4 separate regions of the Homo sapiens genome follow, and regions 2, 3 and 4 are each linked to region 1. The links are chromatin contacts, found by Hi-C or POLR2A ChIA-PET in ENCODE. All regions are on one chromosome and are shown on one strand. The core of a region is the stretch at or near the end of the contact, and the rest is flanking DNA. Distances in the headings are between cores, read along the strand shown. Region 1 has its middle 25 kb from the start of LINC01762. Region 2 has its middle 41 kb from the start of MAB21L3. Region 3 has its middle 62 kb from the start of CD2. Region 4 has its middle 120 kb from the start of MAB21L3.

Region 1 (2,598 bases), core at 55-2,554:
AAAAAAAAAAAAGTCCAGAAAAAAGAAGCTAGAAAGCCAAAAACAAAAGAAAGGATGAAAAGAAACCAGGATGCTTGAGAAGATAGAAATGATGTGAGCCATGTGGTCTGTAATTGGTATATGGTGGAAAAATATAGCAAAGAAAAGTAAAATGCTCAGGAGGAACACACACACACACACACACTTTCATTGAGCAATTTCTTTTTTTCTTTTATGACAGAGTCTCACTATGTTGCTCAGGCTGGTCTTGAACTCCTGGACTCAAGTGATCTGACCGCCTCAGCCTCCCAAAGTGCTGGAATTACCACTGAGCATTTACTATGTTCCAGGCCCTGTGCTAAGTGCATTGCCTGCTGCGTCTCACCCTTCAGTGGGAGTAGGTAAGTAGTATTAGTCCCACTATATAGATGGAAAAACAGAAGCTCATAGAAGTGTAGTAGTAACATGGTTAAGGTTACATTGCTAGTCAGTGGTAGAACCAGGATTTCCATCCAGGTCTGCCTGACTGCAGGCACTGGGTTGGTATATGGCTGGGCCTGAGAACTATCCAGGAGTAAACAGCGTGGACAAAGCTGGCATGGAAAGAGCTCTGGCTGAGATACAGATTCTAAACTGGGCCTCAAAAGGGGTTAAAGGGAAGTAAGGCGATGTCAGTAGAGCTGAAGCTGGGGTTGAGAGGCTTCCTGAGGAACTGGTGTGGTCAGGGGAGCCTTTCAGAAAGTCCCAGCCCTGCTAGACTGTTAGGGCCCTGAGCTGGGGCAGGGGAGGGTGGTGGATGCAACAGAACATCGCCCCGGATGTAAGACCCAGCCAGACAAAGTGACTCATCACCCTGATGTCACCCCACAGCCTCAGCTGCTAATCATGGTGAAATAAATGTCACTGCAAGTTTAAGGAAGACTATGCACTATTACCACTGAGCATTTACTATGTTCCAGGCCCTGTGCTAAGCGCATTGCCTGCTGCGTCTCACCCTTCAGTAGGAGTAGGTAAGTAGTATTAGTCCCACTATACAGATGGAAAAACAGAAGCTCATGGAAGTGTAGTAGTAACATGGTTAAGGTTACATTGCTAGTCAGTGGTGGAACCAGGATTTCCATCCAGGTCTGCCTGTCACTATTACAACTGTCACTATCAGTTGCTGACAGAGAGAGAATGGGTGACCTTGTTATCACTGAATTCCCAAGTGCTTTCTCACTGCCACCCCACCCCCCTGTTCTTCATCAGCCTTTGGGTGACACAAACCCACTGAGAGGCCTGCCGGAGCCACACTGTTGAGACCCAGTGGCTGGTGAAGGGCGTCTTCTGCAGTGGCAGGCGCCATGAGTGCAGAGTCCTGGGCTGCCCACACGGGCCCTGCTGTGGGGCCTCCATCAAGTGATGGAAGCTCCCTGAGCCTGCTCTGAGCCTGCTCCCAACCTCAACATGAGGAAAATAATGCTGTCTCCACTCACCTAACAGGAGTGAGTGAAATCATTGTGAAACACTGAGGCACAAAATAAGCATGAACGCTTTGATGAATTGGAGTGGTCATGATATAAAAGACTTGACAAACCACAGGAGGAAGTTGAGAGATCCCCTTGCATAGGGAGACAGTGATGCTGGTTCCATTTCAGCTAGAATGAAGGGTGAGAAGGCCCTGGCACCAGGGCTGCCTAAGAACATGGGGGTGGATCATGTCTGATTGCATAAACCAGTAGGGCTTTCTGGAGCAACTCCCAAGCAGAAGCCTCTCCCAGTGGATTCTCCGCCACCGCATCTGCCCCTGATGTGTAGCTTTCAGTCTGTGACAAGAGTATTTGGGGTTGGATTCAGTAGACTGGACTGAGTTTCAAATCTCAGTTCTATTTATGACCTGAAGACAACCCTGACCTTCAGTTTCCTCATCGGTATAACAGAATAGCAATACCTGGTCCATGTGATTGTTGTGAATATTATATATGAAAGAACTGGACAAATCACATTTGAGCACTTACTATACTCTTGAAGAATTTGAACTAGTTTAACTCTATTCTCCAGTTCGGGTGCTCCCCTCCGCAGTAGGAGGAGAAGAGGTTTGAGGGAAGGAGGACAGATGACATTTGCAGGAATTTGGCCAGGCATTGTGCTATGTGTTCTCTGTACAGAGACTCATCTGACCCTTCCACAGCTGCCCTGTGAGCCATGTACTCTTATCCTTACTCTACACTTGCACGCCTGGTGCTCAGAGAGGGGAAGCTATCTACCTCAGTGAACCTAGGCCTGACACCAAAAATCTATATCTTTTATAGACACCCACAATCGATTATAACACCCACAATCTATCAAAACTACAATTTATTTTTTTCTGGCTGACAATGCAAGAAAATCTCAAGGTGGAAATTCATGCAGATGAGATAAGTTTCAAACACAATCTCCTATTATTCAATTACCCTGTTATCCCCCATTAAGCCATCTCTTAGATGACCCCTGGTTACCACTGTCCTTCTTATCTCAGTCTACCTCCCACCCAGGCTTATGCTGGAGAAGCACAAAAGTACAAGAGACCTTAGAGATCGTTTGATCCAGCTCCTGCTCTAAGAGCAAGGAAACTGAAGCCCAGAATGAGTTCCAAAGCCG
Region 2 (2,598 bases), core at 40-2,539, 350 kb after region 1:
CCCCAACTACATAGCAAAGGTCATCTGGCCTGCAGAGTGAATGATTAACTTTTGTGAAAGTGATTTTTAGGATTTTTTAGAGCGTTCAAAGGTACAACTGGAAAATGTTAGCCCAGGGGCAATTGTAAGAACACCTTTCTCTACCATCTGTCACACTACGAGCTCCACCCATTCCACCATCAGGGAAGGACCTTGACCCACATCCATGTTGAGGAATGTCCTCTATGTCAAGGTCAGGGAACAGCACCCACAGAGGGTGCCTCTGGGTCCCTCTCTGCTCAACTCCCTCTCTCTTGGTTCCTGCGAGGCTCATAGGGTTGCAGGGCCCAGCAGAAGGACTGAGTCTTCCTCCTGGACTTCTGGTCCTGGTAGGCTGTGCCTTCATGTCTCTCCTGTCACCTGCACTGTAAGGAACTCATTATGACAAACGCATAAAGAATATGGCTCTGTCCACTCCAGCCCATGACCTTGGGCAAGTTCTTTTTTCTCTGTGAGCCTCCAAGTGTTCATTGGCAAAATGGGTTTATGCTGCCTACCTACTCCAAAGGAGTGCCGAGGGGATTAAATGAGATAAAGCACAAAGCCCCTAAAATATGTGCCAGGCACATAGGCAGTATCTGCAAATCTTGGTGTCCCATCCTTTCCTTTCCTGGAGCATTCTGACCCACCCACCCTCTTTATGACCTTCCTACCATGACGCCTGGCCTGGGGGTGATGGAGCGCTTAACTCCCTCCCCTCCCTTCCCTTCCCTTTCCTTTCCTTTCCCCGTGGGCATTAGTCTAAGGAAAAGGAGTCCATAAGAGCACAGCATCTTTCTTCTGTCTTCCACAGCCCCTCTAATCTTGCAGGGAAGGAGGCTGAGTGCCCTGCAGCAGCACAGATATGTCCGGATGAGCCAGTATCTATACTGGGGTAACTGTCCACCCCCCACCCCGATCCCCAGTGCTAGGCAATAAAAGAGGCCCACTGAAAAGAGGACCCAGGGAGCTGGGCGGAGCCTGTGGATCAGAGCCCCCTCGCTGGGCACTGGGTGGGCTGAGGGTTACCCCCAGGCTGCAGAGCGCGTGTGGGGGCCGCCGTCAGCTAGTCTTCCGCCTCCCGAGGGCCAGCGTGGGCGGAGGCGGCGGGGCTGCGGCTCTCGGGAACCGCAGTGTCCCAGTCTGCTCTCTGCCTTCAGCGGGAGGAATTTCCCCAGCCCTTCACGGCTCGGGGCCGCGAGGAGCCGCGGGCGCCCCCTGCCGCTTCCGAGCCGCGGCGCGCAAGGCGGCCTCCCCGTAGACCGTAGTCCCTGTGAGTCTTCCCCTCCAGCCTCAGCCCTGCGCGAGTCGGGGCGTCCGCTCCCCTCTCTCTTGCTCCTCGCTGCTCCTTCAAGAGCCCGCGTCCTGGTCACAGACAGCACAAGTCACATATGGCGGTCCCTGGACAGAGAGAGTCAATGGCAGGGAGCCTTCTTGATGCCCCTCACATCTCACTGTGGGGCAAAGAACATCCTGGAAAGAGGCAGGAGAGAGGAGGAGAGAAGGGCCAGGGCCTCCATGGAGGGGCTGTGACAGCAGGAGAGGATGGGAGCCCAGGCTCTGCTTCCTTTGTACCCCCGGCCACCAAAGGACCCAGACTGTGCCTGTCCCTACACCGGTGCAGCCTTCCTTGCTCACCCGGTCCCTCAGACCTAAACCACACTTTGGGGTACTCTGTGGTAAGCACCCCAGTGTGTTGAGTGCTCAACCTAATATCCCTCTATCCATCCTATAGAGGGAGGTTACATTTTGCATTAGAAGCAAGAATCCTGCTTAGGTGGTGAAGGTGGTTTTTTCATTTGCCGTAACATTCTCTCTCACAGAGAGCACTGCTCACTCCGGCCTTTGTATTCTGAGCATTCGTAGGTCGGTCCTCACAGGAGATTCATAGGTTACAAAGTCTGAGAACATAATATATATGCTCACGAAAGAAAGTTACATCGCCAAAAATAAAGCTGGTTGAATGAGAGGAAATGAATGGTCTAGACTCAGAGACAAAGAGAACCAAGACCAGTACTGTTTGTCTCCGTGCTTGGCAGGAAGGGAGGGTGAAAGCCTGAACTCTTTTCTGATGTGCTTTGTTTAAATGCAGTGTGTGTGTGTGTGTGTGTGTGTGTGTGTGTGTGTGTGTGTGTGTGTGTGTTGTTCAGTCTACATGTTGCACGTTGGAACCCAGTTAAGCTAGGCATGTCCAGCAAACACCTGCTACAAAGTATCCACCAGTGCCCACAGTTGTCAGTGGCTGCTGTGATGAGCTGCCAGGCTGGCCCCTCTGCAGCATGAGTGTGCATTCTCAAGCTCTGCTGCATCAAGCTGTGTTCTGCATAGTGAGGACAGCCAGGCCCTTCTGGGAAAACAGGCTTCTGGAGCCAGAGGCAATTTTTCTTTCTCTAAAACTAAAGATGTGGGATTCTTCAGACTCTCAAAATGTTACTTTGTAGAGGAAAGAGCCTGGCCTGAGAATTAGAAGACCCGGGTTCAAATCCAAGCCCTGCCACAAAGCAGATACATATTATGGAGCAAAATCATGTATTCATCCATTCCTTCATGCAATTATCTATTTAACAACTATTCATTGAG
Region 3 (2,598 bases), core at 65-2,564, 310 kb before region 1:
CTAATCACCACCACCAGGTGTGAAATGGTGGAGTGGGAAGCCTAGGAGACCAGCAGGTGGGGCCATCCCAAGAAAGTGTGGGGAGGTCCCCAGATAGCCATGGAGTGCAGCCCCTCTAGTGTTGAGTGAGTTTCTGCTCTCCCAGCAGGGGGCAGCAAGTGACGAGGACAGCCATTTAACTCAGGGGAATCACAGTCACTTGGGAAGAGAAACCCTAGGTAAACAGCAAATTTCTTATTAATTTGTGATGTAGTGATTCAGAGTGATTTCAATATTAAAGTAAATGTGACTGTATTTTGCAGTCACATGCTGGCAGGGCCAGAGCCTGTGGGTAATAATAAACATATTATTGTCAATCAATGTTAACAAAAGACTTGGGCAAATCACAGCAGAATGAATGCAGATTGCAAAATAAACACATGAAAGTATTTCAGCCTCACCAGTACAAAAAATGTAAATTTAAACAAGGTAGCATTTTTAATCTGCCAAACTATCAAAACATTTTTAAAAATAATAACTTCTGACTAGTTTCGAAAAAATTTTATGCTTTGGATCCTGTTTGTACATCATCTTATTTAGTCCTAATAGTAGTAAGGACCAATCTCATTTTATGACTGAAGAAACAATCTCCAAGAACTTGAATGATATAAAGATGTCAATTTGAGGCCGGGCACGGTGGCTCACGCCTGTAATCCCAGCACTTTGGGAGGCCGAGGCGGATCCGCCTGAGGTTGGGAGTTTGAGACCAGCCTGGCCAGCATGGTGAAACCCCGTCTCTACTAAAGAAAAAAAAAAAAAAAGAAATTAGCCGGGCGTGGTGGCGGGCGCCTGTAATCCCAGCTACTCGGGAAGCTGAGGCGGGAGAATCGCTTGAACCTGGGAGGAGGAGGTTGCAGTGAGCTGAGATCTCGCCATTGCACTCCAGCCTGGGCAACAGGGCGAGACTCCGTCTCAAAAAAAAGATGTCAATTTGAATATACATGTTAACCTCTTCTTTATCCTGAGAAGCTACTGAAATGATAAATAATTATTTGTTGTTGAAGGCTGTCTTGTGTATCGCAGGACGCTTAGCAGCATCACTGGGCTTTACCCACTAGACACCAGTAGCAACCCCAACTCAGTTGTGGTAACCGAAAATTATCTGCAGTATGCCAGATGTTCCCTGGGGGACAAATTCACCATGAGTTGAGAATCACTGGGATATGGGCTATCTGAGAGTGAGAAATTTCAACAGAATTCTTGCAAACTGGTGTTTGAAAGAGTAGGCTGGAAGAAACCACAGCTTGATGTGCCCACAGAGCCACCGTAGGGTGCAGACAGGATGACAGCTGGCTGGCCCGCAGCACCTCAAGGCTCAGAAACTTCCGGCACCAAAAGGCAGAGTCAGAGAATTAAAAATTAGATTAATTAGAATTCTGTTTAGATAATAATTTGATTCCTGGTCCATCTTAAAACATGAGTATGAAGAACTTTGGCAGGAAGATCTTTAGGAAAATGGGAGACTTAAAAGAATACTTGATGTAATGGTGCCAAATGTGAACTATAAGGAGAACAATGCAAGAAGAAAAGCACAATTAAAAATGCCAGCCTAAAGAAAAAGAGACAGAGAAGTCAATGCATAATATTAATATACAACGTGTTGAATAATATTTGTGCAGTTACAACAATTATTATTTTGTTAATTATAACATAACAAATATATTAATGGTAATTATAACAAGATATTATTGTTATATTACTTAATAATTGTAGATTTATTATTGCTTTGCTTAAACACAGCGATATAAGTTTATTGGGAGGATGTGAGAAGAAAAGAGTGAGGAAGTGTGGAGTTGATGTAAATTAGCTAAGTCCTAATCTTTTGCAGCAGTAAATGAATAGATAATGTCTAAAATTTTGAAATTATGAAATAAACATATTATTGTAAATACCTAAAATAATCTAAAAACATTAAGAGTAGTGGCATCTGGGCTGTGAACAGGAGGGCAGAGCACGGTAGGCCAGGGGACTGGTGTCTTTTATTATGTCTTTTGAGAATACTGATTTTTAAAATAATCTATGTTATTTTGATAAAAAATTTATAATATCTAGAGCTGTTGAAACTGTAATGAGAGGAACACTCTCATTTGTTGCTAGTAGAAAAGAGTGTCTTGAAAGAACTTTTCTGAAAAATAGTGTAACAGCTTCTATCAAGAGCCTTAAAATATTCATAGCCTCCAGGAATGCATCCTTAGGAAAAAACTAGAAATGTGGGCCAAAACTTATATAAAAAGCTGAATATCATGTTATTTGTAACAGCAAAAAGTTGGAAACAACTTAAATATCCAGCAGTTGGGGAGTGGCCAAATGAATGGGTAGCTATACACCTTTAAATATGTGTACGAAGAACTTTATGTGGAGACAGGCTTACAAAATGAGAAGTAGAAAAAAAGCAGGGTATACAACTGCTTCAAAGTCCTTAACTGTGTTAAAACACGGATGTGCAGAAATAGAACTAGAAGGGAATGTACTACCATGTTAACACTGGCTATCTCTGGGATTTGGGTAAATTTTATTTTCTTCTCATTTTTTTCTCAGTTTTCTAATTTTTCATCAGTC
Region 4 (2,598 bases), core at 42-2,541, 270 kb after region 1:
TGTTCTTTGTATGACCGACTCTCATCCGTCCAGTGCTTACTGAGTGTAGTGGGTCTAGTAGAGACCCCACAAAATATATGTCCATGTCCTAACCCTCAGAACCTGTGAATGTGATCTTCTTTGGAAAAGAGACCTTAGTAGAGGTAATTAAGTTAAGGAGCCTAAAATGAGATTATTCTGGATTTAGGGTGAGCTCTAAATTCAGTACCAGTTGTCCTTTTAAGAGAAAGGAGGACAGAGACACAGAGGAGAAGCCCATGTGAAAACAGAGACGACATGGAGTGATGCTGCCCCAGGCCAGGGAATGCCAGGGGCCTCCAAACACTGGAAGAGGCCAAGAAGGATTCTCCAGAGAGCCTTCAGAGGAGGTGTGGCTCTGCCCACGCTGTGATCGTGGACTGCGGGCCTCCAGAACTGTACATTTCTGTTGTTGTTTTAAGCCACACAACTTTCAGTTATTTTTTACAGCAGTGAGGATTTAAAGATTAAAAGGTGTAGATCCCGCTCCTGAAGAGTGTAAAAGTAGAAAAATGAACCAACAGGGAACAATTACATTAAATTAAGATAATTACTATGACAGGGTATATTTAGTAAGGAGAGTGATGGCAAATGTTGCCCAAGGGAGGTGGCTGTGTCCTGCCCTCTCCTTTCCCCCTCCACTTTACCCCCCTCTGTGGTTCATGTTGCCTATCTCAGTAAGTGGTATCCTCACTGCAAATCACACAAGCCAGAAATCTAGGAGTCACTCTGATATCTCACCCCCGGCCACAGGCCCCATGACTTCTGTCACCAAACCCCTAATAATGACATTTATTTCCTTAATATTTCTAAGAATTCCCTTCTCTCCCCTCCATAGCCACCACCATAGGCCAAGCTCCATCATCTCCCACCAGAGCAGTCCCTCCTAACAGGTCCACTGTGCATCACGCTGTGCATTAAACACGCTCATGGAATCACATGGCTCTCAGGAGAGAGGGTAAACCTCATAAGTGGACTCAAGGCCCTGCTGGTCTAGCCCTGCAGGCTGCTTCTCCTCCCCACTGATTCCCTGTGCTCCACCCACTGCCACTCTGGTCTGCCTTAGTCCTGTGCTTTCCAGCTCTTTTCACAGCTGGCCTATTCTGCAGCTGTTCTCTGCATGAAAGAGCTATAACCCTACTGCACCTAGGTGACTGCTACTGCCTCAGCCATCATCCCTATGGAAGCCCTCCTCCACTTCCTGTCAAAGTCACAGCTTCTTATTTTAATCCCCGAGAGAGTTGTGTGCCTCCCAGTCACAGTTGCAATTTACATTGGCCTGTGTGATTATTGCACTGAAGTAGGCTTTCCCCAGCCCACGAGATCCTTGGGCACAGGACTGTGACCTTTTTACTCACTTTTGTGTCTCTAAGGCACAGCCTGGTGGCTAATACATAGTAACTACTCAGTTCACATCTGTGGAATTAATGAAGAAATTGCCCATTGTTTATAATAGCAAAAAATTGAGGACAATTTACTGAGAACAAATTAAATAAATTATATCTATCTGTGCTATGTAGTACTATTCAGCACTTTCAAAAATAATGAGGTACATCTGTACTTACTGATGTGGAACATTGGCTATGATAGATTTCGAGTAAAAAAACAAAAAATGAAAAGAGCAAGTTGCAGAACAATTCTTAGGGTAAAACAGTGTTTTAAAATTAAAGCAATGATTTAAAAATTTTTTAAAAAATGTTTGACCTGGCATAGATGAAGGTATGGAAGGACAACATCAGTTAATACTTAGTGCTAGGCAGCGGGACTGGGAGAATCAGAGAAGCAATGGACATGAATTTGATAAAGAACTTACACAATTTTGCAGTGTTTGGACTTTTTCTTTTTACAAGCATATATCATTTTGATAATTCAAGACATGCTTTTAAAGATTGCCAAGAAGACAAGAAGTGACTCAAGGAAGGGAGGCACATTCCCTGTCACGCACCACCACCTCCTTTCCTGCCCTCCAACCCCATACATGCTTGACCTTACCCACTTGGCATAGACCTGCACCCCAACCTTCTCACCTGTATCCCTGCCCTCTCGCCTTCACTCCTGCCCTCTCACCTGAGCTGGTGTCCTCTCACCTGTGCTTATATCCTGTGGTTTGCATGTCACCTATCCCAATAAGCAGCACTTATGTTCCCGATAAGTACCACCTTCCTAGATTGTGTGGTTCTTTTGCAAGGTTCAGAAAGGTGAGGCTGTTGGAAAGGCAGTTAACCTCAAGTAAATTCCTGTTAGTGACTTTACCTCCCTAACTGCAATGTTAGCTTTCTGAGAAGGAAAGGAACTAACATATTCAAAAATTAAACTCCTAATACCTAGCAGGCATGCCTACTTATAGCTCATCAAATCCCCACAGGAACCTCGTGAGTAGGTATTCTCATCTCCATTTTACAGACCTGTGGCAACAAGAGCTTGCCACTTGGCCAGTGTCTCACATCAAGGACTCAAACAGAGCTCTGACCGGCTCTCCATGCCAAACTTTCTGTGCCACAGCATTGGGATGGTGGGGGGGCATGATTGCACCATACTGCCCATGGATTTCCTAGCTCATTTCCTCCAAGATAATAAATG

The links. A loop is a pair of places that touch in the nucleus more often than their neighbours do. ChIA-PET counts read pairs that join two places held with the same protein, here RNA polymerase II (POLR2A). Pooled maps may share reads with other maps.
Region 2: a loop to region 1 is called in a map of natural killer cell, with 7 times the contacts of the local background. The contact joins two enhancer-like sites. A Hi-C loop is called at or near these places in 44 of 168 maps with a recorded cell type or tissue (B cell, CD14-positive monocyte, CD4-positive, alpha-beta memory T cell and 34 more), 15 of 37 single-sample maps with no recorded cell type and 20 of 50 pooled maps. POLR2A ChIA-PET finds 5 or more read pairs at or near these places in 6 of 52 experiments (HCT116, activated B cell, activated CD4-positive, alpha-beta T cell and 3 more).
Region 3: a map of naive thymus-derived CD4-positive, alpha-beta T cell shows a loop between it and region 1 (5-fold over the local background). The contact joins two enhancer-like sites. A Hi-C loop is called at or near these places in 1 of 168 maps with a recorded cell type or tissue (naive thymus-derived CD4-positive, alpha-beta T cell), 13 of 37 single-sample maps with no recorded cell type and 14 of 50 pooled maps.
Region 4: a loop to region 1 is called in a pooled map, with 2.6 times the contacts of the local background. The contact joins two enhancer-like sites. A Hi-C loop is called at or near these places in 5 of 168 maps with a recorded cell type or tissue (CD4-positive, alpha-beta memory T cell, Caco-2, K562 and 2 more) and 9 of 50 pooled maps. POLR2A ChIA-PET finds 5 or more read pairs at or near these places in 3 of 52 experiments (H1, T-cell and activated B cell).

What each region holds. Positions count from the first base shown.
Region 1 is chr1:116,502,762-116,505,359 of GRCh38, reverse strand. No RefSeq gene overlaps it. Among named protein-coding and RNA genes, the nearest start is that of LINC01762, 25 kb to the right of the region's middle. RefSeq lists enhancers at 639-933, 772-1,041 and cis regulatory regions at 438-1,419, 2,148-2,200. Within about 2 kb of position 1,304, at least 20 of the 41 ENCODE cell types and tissues checked have a DNase peak (open chromatin) inside an H3K27ac peak, as active enhancers do; they include heart right ventricle, where a contact is called at or near this core.
Region 2 is chr1:116,150,827-116,153,424 of GRCh38, reverse strand. No RefSeq gene overlaps it. Among named protein-coding and RNA genes, the nearest start is that of MAB21L3, 41 kb to the right of the region's middle. RefSeq lists a silencer at 919-1,338. Within about 2 kb of position 1,289, at least 20 of the 41 ENCODE cell types and tissues checked have a DNase peak (open chromatin) inside an H3K27ac peak, as active enhancers do; they include heart right ventricle, where a contact is called at or near this core.
Region 3 is chr1:116,815,312-116,817,909 of GRCh38, reverse strand. No RefSeq gene overlaps it. Among named protein-coding and RNA genes, the nearest start is that of CD2, 62 kb to the right of the region's middle. RefSeq lists an enhancer at 1-263. Within about 2 kb of position 1,314, at least 3 of the 41 ENCODE cell types and tissues checked have a DNase peak (open chromatin) inside an H3K27ac peak, as active enhancers do.
Region 4 is chr1:116,231,869-116,234,466 of GRCh38, reverse strand. No RefSeq gene overlaps it. Among named protein-coding and RNA genes, the nearest start is that of MAB21L3, 120 kb to the right of the region's middle. Within about 2 kb of position 1,291, at least 2 of the 41 ENCODE cell types and tissues checked have a DNase peak (open chromatin) inside an H3K27ac peak, as active enhancers do.